Regions from separate parts of the Homo sapiens genome. Here all the other regions are linked to region 3. The links are chromatin contacts, found by Hi-C or POLR2A ChIA-PET in ENCODE. All regions are on one chromosome and are shown on one strand. The core of a region is the stretch at or near the end of the contact, and the rest is flanking DNA. Distances in the headings are between cores, read along the strand shown.

The links. A loop is a pair of places that touch in the nucleus more often than their neighbours do. ChIA-PET counts read pairs that join two places held with the same protein, here RNA polymerase II (POLR2A). Pooled maps may share reads with other maps.
Region 1: a loop to region 3 is called in a pooled map, with 4 times the contacts of the local background. The contact joins two enhancer-like sites. A Hi-C loop is called at or near these places in 1 of 168 maps with a recorded cell type or tissue (endothelial cell of hepatic sinusoid) and 3 of 50 pooled maps. POLR2A ChIA-PET finds 5 or more read pairs at or near these places in 1 of 52 experiments (T-cell).
Region 2: a loop to region 3 is called in a map of heart right ventricle, with 3 times the contacts of the local background. The contact joins two enhancer-like sites. A Hi-C loop is called at or near these places in 1 of 168 maps with a recorded cell type or tissue (heart right ventricle), 1 of 37 single-sample maps with no recorded cell type and 7 of 50 pooled maps. POLR2A ChIA-PET finds 5 or more read pairs at or near these places in 1 of 52 experiments (GM12878).
Region 4: a loop to region 3 is called in a pooled map, with 4 times the contacts of the local background. The contact joins two enhancer-like sites. A Hi-C loop is called at or near these places in 1 of 168 maps with a recorded cell type or tissue (posterior vena cava) and 4 of 50 pooled maps. POLR2A ChIA-PET finds 5 or more read pairs at or near these places in 1 of 52 experiments (Panc1).

What each region holds. Positions count from the first base shown.
Region 1 is chr17:4,100,201-4,103,190 of GRCh38, forward strand. ZZEF1 (zinc finger ZZ-type and EF-hand domain containing 1) reads right to left here. Exons shown (of 55, transcript NM_015113.4): 9 at 2,117-2,215. Among named protein-coding and RNA genes, the nearest start is that of ZZEF1, 41 kb to the right of the region's middle. Within about 2 kb of position 1,276, at least 6 of the 41 ENCODE cell types and tissues checked have a DNase peak (open chromatin) inside an H3K27ac peak, as active enhancers do.
Region 2 is chr17:4,072,828-4,075,700 of GRCh38, forward strand. It overlaps ZZEF1 (zinc finger ZZ-type and EF-hand domain containing 1), which reads right to left. Exons shown (of 55, transcript NM_015113.4): 22 at 2,436-2,602; 23 at 2,270-2,351; 24 at 1,323-1,524. Among named protein-coding and RNA genes, the nearest start is that of ZZEF1, 69 kb to the right of the region's middle. Within about 2 kb of position 1,449, at least 8 of the 41 ENCODE cell types and tissues checked have a DNase peak (open chromatin) inside an H3K27ac peak, as active enhancers do.
Region 3 is chr17:4,411,202-4,414,285 of GRCh38, forward strand. No RefSeq gene overlaps it. Among named protein-coding and RNA genes, the nearest start is that of SPNS3, 21 kb to the right of the region's middle. RefSeq lists an enhancer at 1,491-1,992. Within about 2 kb of position 1,835, at least 2 of the 41 ENCODE cell types and tissues checked have a DNase peak (open chromatin) inside an H3K27ac peak, as active enhancers do.
Region 4 is chr17:4,002,618-4,005,625 of GRCh38, forward strand. ZZEF1 (zinc finger ZZ-type and EF-hand domain containing 1) reads right to left here. Exons shown (of 55, transcript NM_015113.4): 55 at 1,828-3,008. Among named protein-coding and RNA genes, the nearest start is that of LINC01975, 27 kb to the left of the region's middle. RefSeq lists silencers at 2,052-2,131, 2,232-2,311. Within about 2 kb of position 1,459, at least 9 of the 41 ENCODE cell types and tissues checked have a DNase peak (open chromatin) inside an H3K27ac peak, as active enhancers do.

The DNA.
Region 1 (2,990 bases), core at 26-2,525, 310 kb before region 3:
CAAACCCAACAGCTCTGGCCATGAGTACTTTCCTCTTGTCTTGTCCCTTAAGGGTTACTTTTTGCAGTGCAGCAAGAGAGACCGACATCAACCCTGAGTTACAAGCAATAGATAGTGATGGCTGGAGGGAGTGAGCAGGAGGAACCCAGTGCTCCCCACACCCATTCACATCCCACCCTTGTGTTTCTCAGGCACATGGCAAAAATAACAAATCCACAAACTACAGCTAGATTTTTAAAATCCACTCAATCTAAGGAGGGGAAAAAGCAGGAAGGAGAACTGGGTAGGTAAAAGACACAGGGAAAATAACAAAATATTCAAATCAGACCAGGCACAAGAGCTGGCAAAATCTATTACCAGGAGAAATGCCCGTGAACAATGTTAAAAATCCACATCCAGCCGGGCACGGTGGCTCACGAGGTCAGGAGATCGAGACCATCCTGGCTAACGTGGTGAAACCCCGTCTCTACTAAAAATACAAGAAATTAGCCGGGCGTGGTGGCGGGCGCCTGTAGTCTCAGATACTCGGAAGGCTGAGGCAGAAGAATGGCTTGAACCCGGGAGGAGGAGGTTGCAGTGAGCCAAGATCATACCACTGCACTCCAGCCTGGGCGATAGAGTGAGACTTCGTCTCAAAAAAATATAAAAATAAAGAAATAAAAAATCCACTTCCTCACATGCTCCAGGAACAAAAATTCCAAATCTTCAGCAAGTGAAGGAAAAATGCAGAGGGCCTTTGGCAGGGTGGTCTTGGCTTTCTTGGGTGAGGGGAAGGGAAAGGGACAAGGAGCTAACACCACCCCCTCCCAGCCCCACCCACTTTGGATGGCAGGAGCCTCACAGCCAGCCATGGCCTTCAGTGTGGCTGGAGATGGATGTGGTAAAGAAAAACGTTTCTGCACAGGCTGAGCTGCTCAGGGAAAACCACAGGGAAACAATCTGCTTTAAGCATCTACTGCTGAAGAGGAGCACTGAGGAGAGGAGGTGCAGCTGGGAAAAGCATGTTCTCCTAGGGTCTGGACTCCATGAGTGCTGAGAACGAATACAGGAAACGGGACAGAGAAGAGGCAACCACTGAGAACATACGAGGACTCATTGCTGAGAGGAAAGCCGAGGAGAACCAGACGCAAAGCAGCAAGGCTAGTCCCTTTCAATGTCTGATCACTGCTGGAACATTCCACTTCCTCTAGTGAATCAGCAAGATTCAAATCAGTCCAGTGAGGAAAAAAGGGACACAGAGGACAATAACAAGGCGGCCAACAAGACGAATGAGAGACTCACAAACACCTTATCACGAGATAAGGAAAGAGCCTCCAGCAAAGTTGAAAAGCACATCAGCAATTATTATGTTGACACTAGGAAAAGAGTGAGGCTTCCTCTAGACACGCAAATACTACATCAGCTATATCTGGAAATACCCTTCTTTGTTTTGTTTTGTTTTTTTGAAACAGAGTCTCGCTCTGTCACCCAGGCTGGAAGGCAGTGGCGGGATCTCAGTTCACTGCAACCTCAACCTCCCGGGTTCAAGTGATTCTCATGCCTCAGCCTCCCAAGTAGCTGGAATTACAGGTGCCCTGCCACCACAACAGCTAATTTTTGTAGTTTTTTTATTAGGGATGGGGTTTCACCATGTTGGCCAGGCTTGTCTTGAACTCCTGGCCTCAAGTGATCCTCCCACCTCGGCCTCCCAAAGCGCTGGGATTACAGGTGTGAGCCACTGCACCCGGCCTGGAAATACCCTTCTTAAACTATGTTTTCAGTCAGTAGTAAAGTGCTACTGATCTGCTGAGTTTCCTACCACCTGAAGATAACACAATAGAAAGACAATTGGAACTGAAAAAACGATTAAAAAAAATAGTAACTTTTTATATTCCAAGAGAAAGAATCCTTGCTTTTCAAAACTTCAGGCTCTCAAATACTTCTGAGTTGTTATAGTCATTGACACCTAGGCAGATTACAACTACACCACACAAATTGCTCAGCAACCACTGCCAACTGAGAAACAACCTAAAATTGAAGACTGCACGCCTCAAACATTTCAAAGTCTGGAGTGTGCTTTCACACAGCTGACTCCTGTCTACCGAGCACACTAGAAACAGACAGACCCACCACTCACCATCCCTTGTCCACGGTTCAACAAGGAGGTTTTCGGGTCCAGACTTATCTTCTTTTCCTTTGACATCACATGCCTGAAGAGTCAACTGGAGAGGTTTACCTGACCAAAGAAAAGGAAGACCAAGCTGTAAGCTAAAATATGAAGAACTGGAAACTAGCATGCCTATCTGTGGAAATAGAGTCCTGTGGCTACCCAGACTGCTAACTAAAAATCTCCCTGTTTAAAAGCTGAAATAGAGCAGTAATATCAGACAAAAGTTGACACCATCCCTTTGTACTTTCCTGAAAGAGACAAAGTACAGCTATGGCCCTGAGTGATTCCAAGGACAGCTTTCTAGAACAATCATTGTTCTGAAAAAAGGACATTATAAGACATAGGTTGATAACATAGATTGAACACATTTGGGGGGGTGATTCCTAAGATACTGTTTTGGAGCCAATAATTAACTTTATTACAATTGCATTTAAATATAAAATATTTTAGGTCTCGTTTCTTTAAATCATCTCTGCAGGCAAAATTTCTGTTTCAAGAATTAGAAAAATCAACTTTTTCAGAACACTTGGCTTTGGCAAAAAAAAATATATATTTATATATACATATAAATCAACTTTTGCTATGATGATCTGAAAATGTTTTCCTTTTGTTTTAATAATAGAATGTACACCTGTTCACCTATGATATGACCTAGAACTAGAACATTACCCCATTCCTTCCTATCCACTGCTCCCTGCCTGAACAACCATTAATCTAAATTCTATTCAGCTTCCAGACACTACCTGCTATCCCTTCTATCCAGCCATGGCTGCTCTGGGCTGTTGACCAGTGCAACCCCCAACCACCCAAGAAAATAACCTTTCAAAATTTAGGGAGGAAA
Region 2 (2,873 bases), core at 199-2,698, 340 kb before region 3:
GAAAAGGTTAAAAAAAACCATGGATACTATTAAAACTTAGAGAAAGTTTACCCACATACCAGAATGTAATTGTGATACTTTGTAAACACATACCACAGATTAAGCTAAACCACCAAGTCCTGAAATACTGCTGCTCTGTGGAACAACTTCAGTTACAAGGTACCTTGGAAATGACTAATCTGTTTATAGTAAGCTGAAAATAGGATATGAACCATTTCTGGCATATAACACGAGGCCATTCAGGAACATTTAATTATGGAAAAACATTCACAATTTGTAAACTTAATTCTGTAGCAAATAATAAATATCCAGCATAGATGTGTTTAGAATAGGCAAAGAGAAAAGAATAGGTGGAAATAAAAATGCTAATAGCTATTTCTTTCTTTCTTGGAGAAATATTAAAAAAATCAGTTACTTCTGAGTGTTAGGATTAAGGATGATTCTATTTTCCTTTGTTTTTTTCCACTATGTAATTTTTCTATATTTTACTTCTAAAACTGGAAAAACTCAAGAAATGATCAAGAAATAAAATACAGTAGAAAGTTTTATTCTGTAATTCTTGTTCCCTGGAAGAATTAAATAAACAATTATACTGAACACATCTTTTTCCTTTTGTTTTAAGAGACAAGAGTCTCTCTCTGTTACCCAGACTGGAGTGCAGCAGTATGATCACAGCTCACTGCATGCAGCCTCTAACTCCTGGGCTCAAGTGATCCTCCTGCCTCAGCCTCCCAAGTAGCTGAGACAAAAGGCATATGCCACCACACCTGGCTAATTTTTACATTTTTTTTGGTAAAGATAGGGATCTCACTATGCTGCCCAGGCTGGTTTCAAACTCCTGGGATCAAGAAATCCTCCCACCTTGGCCTCCTAAAGTGCTGGGATTACCAGCATGAGCCACCTTGCTCAGCCCTGAATGAATCACTTTAAAACAAAATCCATAGTCACATATCTACATATATTTACATAAATATTCACATATTTAAAGGATATGCAATCAACTTATTCTATACTCCTGCCTTTTGGTTGGACTATACCTACACCTACTTGCAAAAAAATGACAATGTTGCCAAAAAAAAAAGCTGTTATCCTCCATAGACAGAGAACCCATGGCAGCCTTCCTGCTATGTTCCAAAGTCTAAGGCAAAAAGCTTCGTGACAATGGTATTGAGTGGACACTTTATTCTTTCGGTTTAAAGGAAACTGAAAAGGCGTATTATTAACCCCCTGCCATTACGTGGAAACGACCTACAAGAGGGCAAGCGCGCATCTTGCACTTCACCGTGGTTGTAAGAAGGGAAAGCACAGGGATGTGCACTTACGGCGCACAGACTTGAGCGCCATGCACTGGGAAGCCAGGCGTCCCATCAGCCGGGAGACGAGGAGCTGTAAATCCAGCCCCCAAGACACGGCAACATCGGGCAGCCCACAGGCAGTGACAGTGAATTTGTAGCCCCATTCGTTGTGACTGCTGTCAGAGTGAAAGAGGAACTGCAACCGAGGACCGGCCTTGAAGGTCACTTTCTAGAGACAAACAGAAATCATGTGGTCAGACAGATTAGAGGAGGAGTGCTTCAGAAATCAGCATGCTCTTCATGACGAGAAACATCTCAGTTTAAAATTGATCTCTATTTCCACATGTCCAAAATGACTAACGGAGAAATGTACAAAGGGGTGACGGAAACAGACCATTCACAGCCACACCCCATGAAGAAGGAGAGTTGGCAGAATACTGCTGCTCAGCTTTCTACACCTGGGGTGACCATCTGTCCACTACCGACTCAGCCAGTGGTCACATTTCCATGCCTCTGCTCCTGCCAAGACCACTGACCATGGAGAGAAGGTCAACAGTCTGAGGCAGTACTAAACCTCCAGCCCAAGAGCTCAAGCAGCTCTAACTGTGAGGCAGACTCTTGGCTTCCATCACATGGTCTGGGCCATCCTCCTAGACCCACCAGCACTTCTTGCTAAGGATGAAGGCTCTTCATTTACTCTAGACAACGCTGTCTGCTGCAACTACTCAACTCTGCCACTGCAGTGCCAAAGCAGCTATAAATGATAAACAGGCATGGCTGTGTTCCAAAAAAATTTGTTTACAAAACAGGTGACAGACTATAGCTGGTCAAACTCTGATATAAATCCTTCCTTTCACAAACGTGTAACATAAATGCCTCCCTTCAAAGACCTTACCTCTACTGCCCCCTGAAGGCTGACAAAAGGAAAAGCATTGGTGCAGAAGTAGGTACCTCTTTCTGGGACTATCACTCACCTTGGGCCATTTATCAGTGCCAACTTTTGTGTCATAGCGTGTTTTCCGACCTCTAGCGTCGGTAAATTCCAGATAATCATACCTGTGAAGGCATAACCTCTATTAGCTTCCTTCTCTCATTGCTGACCTATTAGCGCTTGGGGGTGAAAGAATATAGAAGTCTTACCTTTTTTCAGTTTCACACCTGTCATCGAATTCCACTTCAAAATAGGTTGCCCCTGGGCTAACAAAGACGGATACCTCATGGCAATTATTTTCATAGTTGTGGGCAGATTCCTTCGTCCACGTATGTAACACCACAGGCTGTTCCTGTTGCCAGGTCTCAACATCCAGCTATGATAACAAATGAGCCAGGGGAAAGAAAGGTTCTATCACTAGACACCTAGCCACATGCAGCAGACTGTTTCTCTATCAGTGCTCCAGGCAGATGGCCTTGACAGCCCTGCACAAACCAGCAGGCAGGCTCGAAGACAAACCTGACATTCCCATCTTCACACAGATCAACACACGTCCACCACGCAGCCGAGGAGATGTGCTTTTATTACACACAAAAACTCCATGACCAGCTTGTACCTTTTCGCTATGACAGAACTACTTACAAATC
Region 3 (3,084 bases), core at 585-3,084:
TTCACTTCACCTAATATTTTCAAGGTTCATTCAAATGGTAGCATGTTGCAGTACTTCATTCCTTTTTATGCCCATTCCATTGTGTGGATACATCAGAAGCACCTCAATTTGTTTATCTATTCTTCAGTTGGGCGTACGAGGTGCTTCCACTTTTTTTTTTTTTTTTTTTGAGATAGGATCTTGCTTTGTCACCCAGTGTCATAGCTCACTCACTGCAGCCTCAACAACCTCCTGGGCTCAAGGGATTCTCCCATATCAGTCTCCCGAGAAGCTGGGACTACAGGTGTGTACCACCATGGTCAGCTAATTTATTTTTATTTATTTTTGAGACAGGGTCTCACTCTGTCACCTGGCTGGAGTGCAGTAGTGTGATCATGGCTCACTGCAGTCTTGACCTCCTGGGCTCAAGCAATACTCCCATATCAGCCTCCTGAGTAGCTGGGATTACAGGCACCTGCCACCACACCTGGTTAATTTTTGTATTATTATTATTATTATTTTTGAGACAGAATCTCTCTGTGTTGCCCAGGCTGGAGTGCAGTGGCACGATCTCAGCTCATTGCACCCTCCGCCTCCCAGGTTCAAGCGATTCTCCTGCCTCAGCCTCCCGAGTAGCTGGGATTGCAGGCGTGCGCCACCATGCCCAGCTAATTTTTGTATTTTTTTAGTAGAGACGGGGTTTCACCATATTGGCCAGGCTGGTCTCTAACTCTTGACCTCGTGATCCACCCACCTTGGCCTCCCAAAGTGCTGGGATGACAGGCGTGAGCCACCGCGCCTGGCCTAACTGTTGTATTTTTAGTAGAGACAGGGTTTTGCCATGTTGCCCAGGCTGGTCTTGAACTCCAGACCTCAAGTGATCCACCCACCTCGGCCTCCCAAAGTGCTGGGATTACAGGCGTGAGCCACTGCGCCCGGCCAACTTTACCCATTTCCACCTTTGATGTGTGCAGTAAAATGCATTCTTGCTGGTGATTTGCGGTCTTGGGCTTCTGGGCCAAGCGGAGCTCTGCCTTGGACGCATGCGCAGCAGATGATGGCCCGTGTTTTTTGTACGTGTGTGTTTTGCATTAAGGAAGGAAAGTGATGACCTTCACGGGTCAGCATCTTTCCCTGAGTCTCCTCTCTTAAATGAATACTTGAGATCCCAAGTGGCTTATCATGAGTTTTCCTCTATATCAAGGGTCTGTGAACTCTGGCCTGCTGGAAGCATGGCTGATGGCCTGTTTTTTTTGTTTTTTTTTGGCCCCTGAACTAATAACGGTTTTCACATTTGTTTGTTTAAAAAAATACATTTCTGGCTGGGCGCGGTGCCTCACGCCTGTAATCCTAGCACTTTGGGAGGCCGAGGCGGGTGGATCACCTGAGGTCGGTAGTTTGAGACCAGCCTGACCAACATGGAGAAACCCCATCTCTACTAAAAATACAAAATTAACAGGGTGTAGTGGCAGGCACCTGTAATCCCAGCTACTTGGGAGGCTGAGGCAGGAGAATCACTTGAACCCGGGAGGAGGAGGTTGCGGTGAGCCAAGATCGCGCCATTGCAATCCAGCCTGGGCAACAACAGCGAAACATCGTCTCAAAAAAAAAAAAAAAAAAAAAAAAGAAAGAAAGAAAAGAAAAAAAGAAAAAAAAAAGATTGATTTCCCCACCTCCCCACCTCTTCCACGAGTTCCCCAAGCCCTGCAAGATGACTTCGATGGGATACAATTGTTTCCACCTCATCACAGCAGAATGATAATGCCTATAGCCTGTCAATGGCAAGTTCTCGAATGTGTGGGCACCAGGAACACACCCCGGAAGCCACATGTCCTTGCCCCAAGGGAAGGGCCCTGGAGAGCAGAAGAGAGGAGGAAAGTTGAGCCTCTTCCCCTTTTCCGTCCTCCTTCCTCCTGCCCTGATTCTGCCCACAGAGGAAGGGTCTGAGCTAGAGGAACCTGGACAGTGAATCCACACCCTATGGACAGATGAGAAGACCGAGGCCAGAGACAACGCAGGGTCCGGCCCCTGGTCCTATGCCTGATGCCTCTCACTGGAGACCCCTCCCCCACTTCAAGGTCGCCCCTAGAAGGCAAACGCTGAAGCCAAGTGTTCTTGGAGCGTCTCTTGGTGGACGCTTCGGCCCTGCCACGGAACGGCCCCTTAGTGAAGGTTCTCAGCTTAGACTTCAGCGCCACCTGGTGGCCACCGGGCATCAGACCTGGGACTTGCCTCGAGGGCTGCCAGAAACTTGAGTTTGTCCACTCACATCACTGCATCCCGTGGAGAAGTCCCAGTGCCGACCTGCTTGCTTGCTTGCTTGCTTGCTTGCTTGCTTGCTTGCTTGCTTTCTCTTTCCTTCTTCCTTCCTTCCTTCCTTTCCTTTCTTTTCTTTTTTCTTTCTCTTTTTCCCTCCCTCCCTCCCTTCCTCTCCTTCTCTCTCTCTGTCTCCCTCCCTCCCCCCTCCCTCCCTTCTCTCTCTCTCTGTTTTTCTCTCTCTCTGTCTCTCCTGCCTTCCCGCTTTCTTTCTTTCTTTCTTTTTTTTTGTTTTTGAGACGGAGTCTCGCTGACTCCCATGCTGGAGTGCAGTGGCGCGATCTCCGCTCACTGCAAGCTCTGCCTCCCGAGTAGCTGGGACTACAGGCGCCCGCCTCCACGCCCGGCTAATTTTTTGTATTTTTAGTGGAGACAGGGTTTCACTGTGTTAGCCAGGATGGTCTCAATCTCCTGACCTCGTGATCCGCCCGCCTCGGCCTCCCAAAGTGCTGGGATTACAGGCGTGAGCCACCGCGCCCGGCTTCTTTCTTTTTTTTTTTTGGAGTTTCACTCTGCCACCCAGGCTGGAGTGCAATGACACGATCTTGGCTCACTGTAACCTCTGCCTCCAGAGTTCAAGTGATTCTCCTGCCTCAGCCTCCCGAGTAACTGGGATTACAGGCGCCCATCACCACATCTGGCTAATGTGTGTGTGTGTGTGTATGTGTGTGTGTGTGTGTGTGTATGGAATTTCGCTCTTGTTGCCCAGGCTGGAGTGCAATGGCACGATCTCGCTCCCTGCAACCTCCGCTTCCTGGGTTCAAGCGATTCTCCTGCCTCAGCCTCCTG
Region 4 (3,008 bases), core at 209-2,708, 410 kb before region 3:
TCAACCTTATTTTACCCAGCCCCTATTCAAAATGGAGTTGCTCTGGTTCAGACACCTCTGACGGCCTCACTGCAAGAAGGGCTGGGACACAGAAGCGAGCTTACTTGGGGTGGGCAGGGGGAGGGAGCAGGGAGGACTTAATCATGACTTTCCTCATGAGCTAGTAGAAAGTCCTACCTTTCTTGAGATTAAACTGTGTAGAGTCACCACCTGCAAAAAATTGGATTTTGTCAGCAGGGAAGGAGGGGAGGGGTAGGAGATGGCAGCTAGGGAAGCGACAGGGCCGTGTTTTATTTATTTTTATTTTTTGAGACAGAGTTTTGCTCTCGTTGCCCAGGCTGGAGTGCAATGGTGCCATCTCAGCTCACCGCAACCTCTGCCTCCCAGGTTCAAGCGATTCTCCTGCCTCAGCCCCCTGAGTTGCTGGGATTACAGGCATGCGCCACCAGGCCTGGCCAAGTTTGTATTTTTAGGAGAGACGGGGTTTCTCCATGTTGGTCAGGCTGGTCTCGAACTCCCGACCTCAGGTGATCCACCCACCTCGACCTCCCTAAGTGTTGGGATTACAGGCGTGAGCCACCACACCTGGCCAGGGCCGTGTTTTGACTTGGCTTCCGTCTGAGTGCCTGGGCTGCTCACTGGTGGTTCCGCATGAAGCCCCGGCGCTAGGTCTGTGGAGGGCATGTATTGAGCGGGTGAGCGCGCGCTGAGCGCCTCTGTGCTGCAGCCGTGGCTGGGGGCCGGGGCTCTCCACCCGCCTCCCGCGTGGTTCGAGGCTGACTTCCCACCGCTTCTGCCTCTCGATAAATGAGGCTCAGCTGGTGGAACCCTGTGTTTCTCTTCAGTTCTAAAAGCTTGGGCTCAACTTGCTTGGCTCTCTGTGGCCTTCTTCTTAGTCCGCTGGTGCTGGCTTAGTCACACTAGCCGGGCAGGGCTCAGATGGACGCGCCTGCTTTTCAGAGTGAAGCCCCAGTGTGCTCCGGACAAGGTGAGGCGGGGAGGGCATCAACATTTGCACCAGGTCCTAGAGATCGCCTCGGGAGCGGCACAGGCCTGGGAGCACCCAGTCCTGCTGAGTCTCAGGTTTCTCTCTGGGCTGAGGGATAGTGAGGGCTGAGGCTGGGTCCAGACCCTGCCTGGGGCTCCCCCGAAAGCAGTCTGGGGCTTTGGGGGATGTGTCAGACTCTGTCGGGCTGGAACAAATGGGCCTCAAAGGTTGGTTAAGTGCAGCCCCTGCCAAGAAGGCACGCTTCTGTAATTTGCCAGACAGTCCTCAGCCCCAGAATGCCTCTGGGAAGGAGACAGAGCAGCGCGTGGCAAAGCAGAGGCGGGGAGGAGGAGGAAGCGGGAGGCCCAGGTAAACCTCAGGCCACACTTGGGCCAGAGGCAGGGTCCAAAGGCCGGCGGGAAGGCAGCCAGTCCCAGGAAGGCAGCAGGCGCACTGCCTGGGGCCCTGCCTTCCTCCTCCGGGTTCCGCAGTGTCCTGCGGGCTACCAGAGAGGTCCACGGCGGGCGGTGGGGCCAGGGGAGCCTGGCCGAAGAGCAGAGGCCCCCACGGCGCCCTGTGTGTGGAAACCTCCGGATGGCCGCAGGGGGGTGGGGGGAGAACCAAAGCCCTGGGATCGCCGGGGGAGGGGCGGGGGCTTGGCTCGGGCTTGGGAGGAGGATGATCTGGAGGAAGGCCTACAGCAGCTTTCCATTCTTTCAGCCCTGAGCCCCCGAGTCTCCGCCTCGCATCCGTTCGGGCGCGGTGTAAACTCCACGCCTGAGCTCCACGAGACACGGCGGGGCGGAGGGAGGAGGGAGAGACCAGTCCACACACAGGCGTACCTTATTATATAGAATTTGTACAATATATTTCTTTTCGTTTGCATATTTTACCCACAGCTTAACATCCTTTTTACAGGCTGAACTCACTCAGGCTGATAGAATCAAAATTCTTTCAACCAAATAAGAAAAATTCAAAATCGTAAACCCGTAAGAAAACAAATTAAAAACGGTGATGAAAATACGTCACTCCTCTCGTTAGGAACAGTGTCTGTTTGTACAACAGGTATGCTCTGGAACAGGATTTCTTTACAGCGTAGGCACGTGTTTCCACCTTTGCTCTGCGGGCTTCGCCTCCTCCGGGCCTGGGGCTCCTGGAAAGCGCCGGGACGCGGCGGCTCTGGCTCGGCAGCGCCACCCGGTGGCCGGAGACAGAGGCGGCCGGGCCGAGCCGGGAGAGCAGCCGCGGGTGCGAGCGGACTCAGGCTTGTTTCCCGTGAACTGCAGCGAAGATCCCAGAACAGCAAGGGCAGTGGGCGGACAGGTGCTCTGGGGAGCCCAGCGTTTATTTACAGCTGATCTTCCTGACGGGAGGATGGAGTACAGCGGCGGCCACTGCCATAGGGGAGGTGACTCCGGCCCTACCGCCCGCTTTACTCGGAGTCTGGGGTGTGGAGGGGCGTGGGTGGCGCTATCTCGTCTACCTTCCAGGTTGGCTGTGAGTCTGAGCACGCAGCGGGGCCTCCCTCCCAAGCACTAAGACTTGTTTCCTGTGAGTCCCCTCTTGGGAAACTCCTTACTGGGAGGCCTCCTCGGGTCTGAGGGATGAAGAAGGTGGGGCCTTCTCTGGGGTGGTGCAGGCAGCTCCCAAAGCAAGGTAGGTTTGGCAAAGAGCAAAAGATGGGAAAAGGGTTTCTACGGAGCCAGCAGCACCTGCCTATTCAGGTCCCAAGCCACAGGAACCAGGCCAGGCCTTTCCACCAGGGCAATGGCCTCAGTCCTCAGGCCACCAAGTTCCAGGACCTGCCCCATGTGTTCCCGTCTCCCTTAAATCCCACCCTCCACCCGCCCCGGGATGGTTCTACCAGAACTCTGGGGCTTAGCTGAGAACCCAATTGTAGGGCTGTGAAGCCCGCTGCACCTTGGAGTCCTGACCCAGAAGGCGAAAGTGCTCTTATAGGAAGATGCTTCCAGACCTGCAGACTTGGGCCCTTGCAATCCAGATCCCTGCAGACCCTGCA